Linked DNA regions of Homo sapiens: region 2 is linked to region 1. A link is a contact called in ENCODE Hi-C or POLR2A ChIA-PET data. All regions are on one chromosome and are shown on one strand. The core of a region is the stretch at or near the end of the contact, and the rest is flanking DNA. Distances in the headings are between cores, read along the strand shown.

What was found. Hi-C counts contacts between places; a loop is a spot of excess contacts on that map. ChIA-PET counts read pairs that join two places held with the same protein, here RNA polymerase II (POLR2A). Pooled maps may share reads with other maps.
Region 2: a loop to region 1 is called in a map of heart left ventricle, with 2.4 times the contacts of the local background. The contact joins two enhancer-like sites. A Hi-C loop is called at or near these places in 6 of 168 maps with a recorded cell type or tissue (heart left ventricle, left ventricle myocardium inferior, right cardiac atrium and 1 more) and 10 of 50 pooled maps. POLR2A ChIA-PET finds 5 or more read pairs at or near these places in 3 of 52 experiments (BJ, CD8-positive, alpha-beta memory T cell and activated T-cell).

What each region holds. Positions count from the first base shown.
Region 1 is chr6:111,888,050-111,890,769 of GRCh38, reverse strand. No RefSeq gene overlaps it. Among named protein-coding and RNA genes, the nearest start is that of FYN, 16 kb to the right of the region's middle. RefSeq lists an enhancer at 931-1,876. Within about 2 kb of position 1,254, at least 5 of the 41 ENCODE cell types and tissues checked have a DNase peak (open chromatin) inside an H3K27ac peak, as active enhancers do.
Region 2 is chr6:111,983,987-111,986,720 of GRCh38, reverse strand. All of the region lies in intron 2 of LOC105377947 (a long non-coding RNA gene), which reads right to left. Among named protein-coding and RNA genes, the nearest start is that of CCN6, 69 kb to the left of the region's middle. Within about 2 kb of position 1,405, at least 9 of the 41 ENCODE cell types and tissues checked have a DNase peak (open chromatin) inside an H3K27ac peak, as active enhancers do.

The DNA.
Region 1 (2,720 bases), core at 5-2,504:
AAGGAGATAATTAATGGAATGAGTTTTACAAAAATATTCCTAATTAGAGTCCTTTAAATGGGATACTCCTCATGGGCCCATAAATTATTATATAATTTTACAAAAGAAATAGATTCCTTCTAAGCAGCACTTGAACTGTAGAAATCAAGAAATACTTGTGGTGTTGCTCTGTCATCTATAAGAAATATCCATATATCCATTAAAGTGTCTTTATTTAATTGTAAAATGAGACTATGCCCATTAATTCTGTTTATCTTCTCTCCTTCTCTCCCTCTTCTCTGCCATTCCTTCTTCTAAGCCATGACTTTTATTCAGGGCTCCAAATGGAAGGGGATGCATCTATTCCAAGCCTTTGTTCATTCTAACCCATGTGCTTTATAGTTTTCAATTTACATGCAGAAATTGAGACAGAAGAAATCTCACCAAAACCATTCATGTAGTCCTGTGAGATGACTGCCTAGAAGAAGAAGAAATTCAATAAAATGCATTCAGGTTTGTAGCACTGTGTTCAAATTCAAATTCTCCTGCTTCTAAGCAGCCACCATCATATTGTCCATCTTTCTATCTGAATGAACATAGCTCGCATTTGAGTCTTGGAATAGGGGAGAGGAAACTCTAGAAAAAAATTTCCTTTACTCCTTTCTGTTTACGTCGCTTTATGTTAAGTGGCAAAGTAGTTCATTTTAAAAATTAGAACACTCAATAGCTTAAAAGCTGAATTGATAGTTTTTAAAAATAAAAATTATATACAGATTTTATTAAAAGCTCTAACAGAACAGAGGGTATTAAGCAAAAGATAAAATTCCCTCCAGCCTGTCATTGCCCTAGGACCCCTCCCCAGACATAATCATTGACAGTAGTTAATTGGGTATCTTGCCAGAAATTCCCTAAGCATGTGTGAGCAAAAATATGATTACATTTCATTTGAAAGGAAGACGATGGCAGTTATGATCACTTGGTCCCTGTGCTGCCACAGTCCTGGGCTTTTGTTTCTAAATCTTTCGAGTAAGTAGGTCTTTAGCAGGTCTTTTTTTTTTTTTCTTTTCCAATTGAATTAACTAAAATGGGCATACCAACTGCACATTATAGTCTTGATTTGGTAGTGATAAAGTCCAAAGTAGGTGTTAGAAGTGCTAAGAGGGAACTTCAACCCTCTGATCCTCCTCTTTCTCCTCCAAAGAGGAAAAGCAGCTTTGAAAAGTGCAGCCCCTGCTGAGGTCCATCTCTGACCGCCTCCGGGCTTCTCTCTAGAAGCTCTGTCCTTTTCCCAGCTGGAGCCCCTCCTCCTTGGATGGGGCAGGCATCCTGCTGCTGCTGGCTGAGCCTTAATGAGTATCCAGTTAAATAGAAAGCTGAAATCCTCTTTTCTGAAGACAAGAGAGGATAGACTTGAGGTAGAAAACATCATGAACTAGAAAGTAAATGAGGAGGAATCAGAGTTTGACTTTAAATAAGAAGAAGAATCTTTTTAAAAATTCTGGCAATGATCTGCTGTTTCCCCACGTATCAATTTTCACGGATCCACTGTCGGAGAGAGCTCTCTTTCATCACATTACATAGCTACAATACCGCTTTAAATGTGCAAATCTGCGCCTTTGCTTGCTTCTGTTGACAAAAGATAACCCTCCTACTGTTTCAGTTTCAGCCTTTCCAGTCCTCAGTGACCTGAGCAAGTAAATGAGCAAAAGGGATACATAGACTCCTACTTTTTGGCATCGACCCAATTTTCCAATCTTCAAAATTCTCAGCCAGTTTCCCTCTCCTCATCACCGCATTGTGCTACTTGAAAGACACAGTGAAAATAGCTATGGGAACACAAAGAAAGAAAGAACACGCACCATGGGGTTAGCGAAGAGGAAACCCTCTTAACAGATTTCAAAAGAATAAATCCTGGAGCAATGCTGAGTCTTAAAAGATTTACCAGAAATATAGGCAGAACTCCAAGACTATGAGGCTGGAAAAAATTAAGATATTGGGCACTGTAAGATAGAAGATAAGGAGAGGAGAAATCCCCAATGAATTAATAATCAAATTCATGTATGGCTTCTTGTTAACGAGAATCCTACCAAGAATCCCAAGATTGAACCTGGTTACTCTGCTAGTTGTAGTAAATATGATGGAGTGCTTGTTAAAGTAATCTGTAAAACCTTATTTCTGAAGTAATTTCATGTACTCTTGGCCTTTCAGGTAGCCAAATCCTGCACAAAGTCAGAACTTTTTAGTAATTTTTTTCAATCAAATATTTTCTATAGTAGTATTGCCTGGTTTGTCTTACATTCTGGCAATACTTTCCCAGAAATATTGAAATCTATAGATTGATTGGACCACAGCAGTGTCCTCAGTAATTTGTCTCTGAGTTTGTTTTATAACTTAGCCAGTCTGTTATTGTTGGCTATCACAGTTGTTTTCCAATATTTCACTATCATACATGATACGGAGACCAAAAAATACAGCCATTTTTGCACAGATCCATGATTGTTTCCTCAGATGTGTTCTTAGGAATGAAATTGCTGGTCAAAATGGTTAATACAAAGCTAAGTCCAAAAATGTTATATAAATTTACCATCTCTTTATAGTAGTTTGGAGGAGAGCGCATCCCTCCCCCACTTTGAAAATATCCAGTATTTTGCCAATTTGATAGAAATTGTTTTAAAAAAGATTTCCTTTTTCTACTTGAATTTGCTTTTCCATGTGGTGAAATGCTTTTTCATTTGTTTGTG
Region 2 (2,734 bases), core at 156-2,655, 96 kb before region 1:
AGGTAAGACAGAAGAAGTCTGTGTCTCAGGATCACCCAGGGAAATGCCACTTGCCAAGTAAAAACTGAGGAAGAAATAAAGTTCTATTACGTTAACCATGAAAAACTGGTCTATTTGTTACAACAGCTAACATAAGAAGTAAAATGATCATAACAGTCCCCTAAGGAAGAAAAATGTCCATCATTGTTTTGAACTGAAGAATCACACCCAGTGAAAAACACCAGGTTCAGGCTTTGGGTAACCTTGATGAAGAACCAGAACAAATCAATTTGGCTTTCAGCACATTAATAAAGTGGCAGGTATGTATAGAATGTGTCATTAGCTGATCGTATTTTGAGAACCAGTTTGCTTCTCAGGATAGGTTTGGGCAGCTGTGAATAGGCTTATAGTTTTCATTGTTTCCCTGCTCATAGCAATACACTGAAATTATTCTGATTTGCCTACTTAAGACGGAAAGAAAGATAGGAGCAAAGTTACATTGGAACCAGAATTACCTCAATACCTAGGTCATTTTTTCCTAAAGATGGGTTTGCTGCAAAATCAGGGGAATAATCTCCCTCCCAGGGCCCTTCTAAATAGTACCCTCATGGCCTAGAAGAACTAATGTCCTTGCTACACAAGAGCCTTTGCAACAGAGGAGCCCTAACTGCCAGGGCCGATCTTGGAATTTTGCCTCCCTCAGTCAGGTGTTCAAGTTGAATCAAAGAAAAGAAATAGAAAATGCCCTCCATGAGTAGGCTAAAGCCTTCTTCTGCCTTATGTTTCTATCACGTTCTGGAGAAGGACTCAATGTTGATCCAAGTACAGAAACCATGTCAGGTTGCTTGGATAACAACTGTAAACGGGTTTAATTGTGCTGGTTTGGGGTGGGCCCCAGCCCGGGAGCATTGCTTCTCTGTGTACATCAACACTGAGTAGTGTGCATTCTAACTCTTTCACCACAACCATATGATCCATGCTAAGGCATTTGACCACCTTCTCCACCTGCTCTGCCATTTTCTGTAAAACAAGATTATTAAATTTAATGGAGGAAAGGTAGTTTATAGATGTAAAATGATGACAGACTGTAAATATGAGGGGAATATAGAGCAATCTATATGAACACTACATAAACGCTAATTAGCCCTAAGGCTGCGATGTTTCTTCCTACCACACGGCAAAAGAACACAATGGATTTTTAAAAAATCTTTAAAAAATTTTCCTTTCCCAGTAAAACCTTTACATGGAAAATAAATGTAGCATTTGGCTCAGGCATCTTGAGTACAAAAGGATTCCACAGGCAAAATAATGTGAGAAGAAGCTATCCGGCTCATACTTGCTCATTCATTAGTCAGAGCATGAGAGCTCTCTGGAAACTGGTTTTGTCACATTCTTATGTGAGGAAGTCACATGGGCTCCTGCAGCACATTTTCCTGTGTGAGTCCTAGCTTTGATGGAGGTATTTGTGGGCAAGGCCTAATGAGAGGGTTGACTTTTTCAGGTTTAGATGGGAGTGAGGAGAGAAGCTAGCTTCAGGGACTGAAGGGACGGGAGGCCTTAGACAGACTTAGCGCTAGGTGCTATTTTCAGATAGGAGCTCCTCTACCTTACTGACGTGATAAATGCCAGGGAAAATAAGATCCTCATGGAAGAAGCCTAGTTGAACAATCAAATACAGCAGGGAATACTCATTAAAGTGCTTCTCCTTACAGCCACCTCCACTCAGTTATTTATGCCCTTTAACTTCCAGGTAATGGTTCAGATTTTACTACTTGAGGAGCACAGGGAATGTCTTTGTGTTTTATTATTTCTCATGAGATTTAAAAATAAATAAATATGTATATACACCTAAATTTGCTTTTGGTTCAAGTGTACTTTTTTGTCTTAAAGTTTCTTAAAGAGCCTTAGACCAGTGGAAGACCTATGAATCAGAGAGAGATCTCACCTTGCACAGACTTTGTGGTATTCTTCCCACTTTTCCTGAGCCATGGAGTCCTCCCCTCTCCTCCTGAGCCTCAGAGTCCTCCCCTCCCTTCCTGAGCTGTGGTGAAGAGCCGCTCAGGTGCTCCTACTGCACATCTTTCCTGCTCTCCAAGAGTGGCAGCCATGCACTGAGAAAAAGTGTCTGTTCCTGCAGTTTGTTTCAATTTGATAGAGTCTCACTGAAGCTATCTTGAACAAACGTGATTTTTTGTGGGGTTACATGGAGGAACAAAAAAATAAATGGGCTCCTTTGCTTCATCTAAGAACAGAAGCTATAACAGAACTAGGTCTTAAAAGCACCTGCCTTCAGGGATGCTCAGTGGACCCCATACGTAGGGATTAGCGGACCTTCACTCCCAAAGCTCCAAGAACTGCCAAAACCCATGTTAGGTCGTGTCATTCCTCTGTTCAGAATGCTCTGGTGGCCCCGCATCTCACCCAGAGTAAAAGGCAAAATCCCCCCCATGACTCACAGGCCCTGTGTGATCCTCCTCCCCCTGCCCTGCCCCATCTACTGCCTCCTCCTCAGCCACCCTGCCTTGGCCATGCTGCTCACCTTGTAGTCCTTTCACACTCCAGGAATACTCTTGTCTCCAGGGTTTTGCACATGCTGTTCCCTGTGCCTGGAATGCTTGTCCCAGATATCTGCTTATCACTTCATGTAGGTCTTTTTTCACAGGTCAGCTCAGTGAGGCCTTCCCACTCAGTGAGATCTAAAATTGTAAGCCCACACTACCGTAACATCTCTTATCCAACTTACCTGCATTCTTGT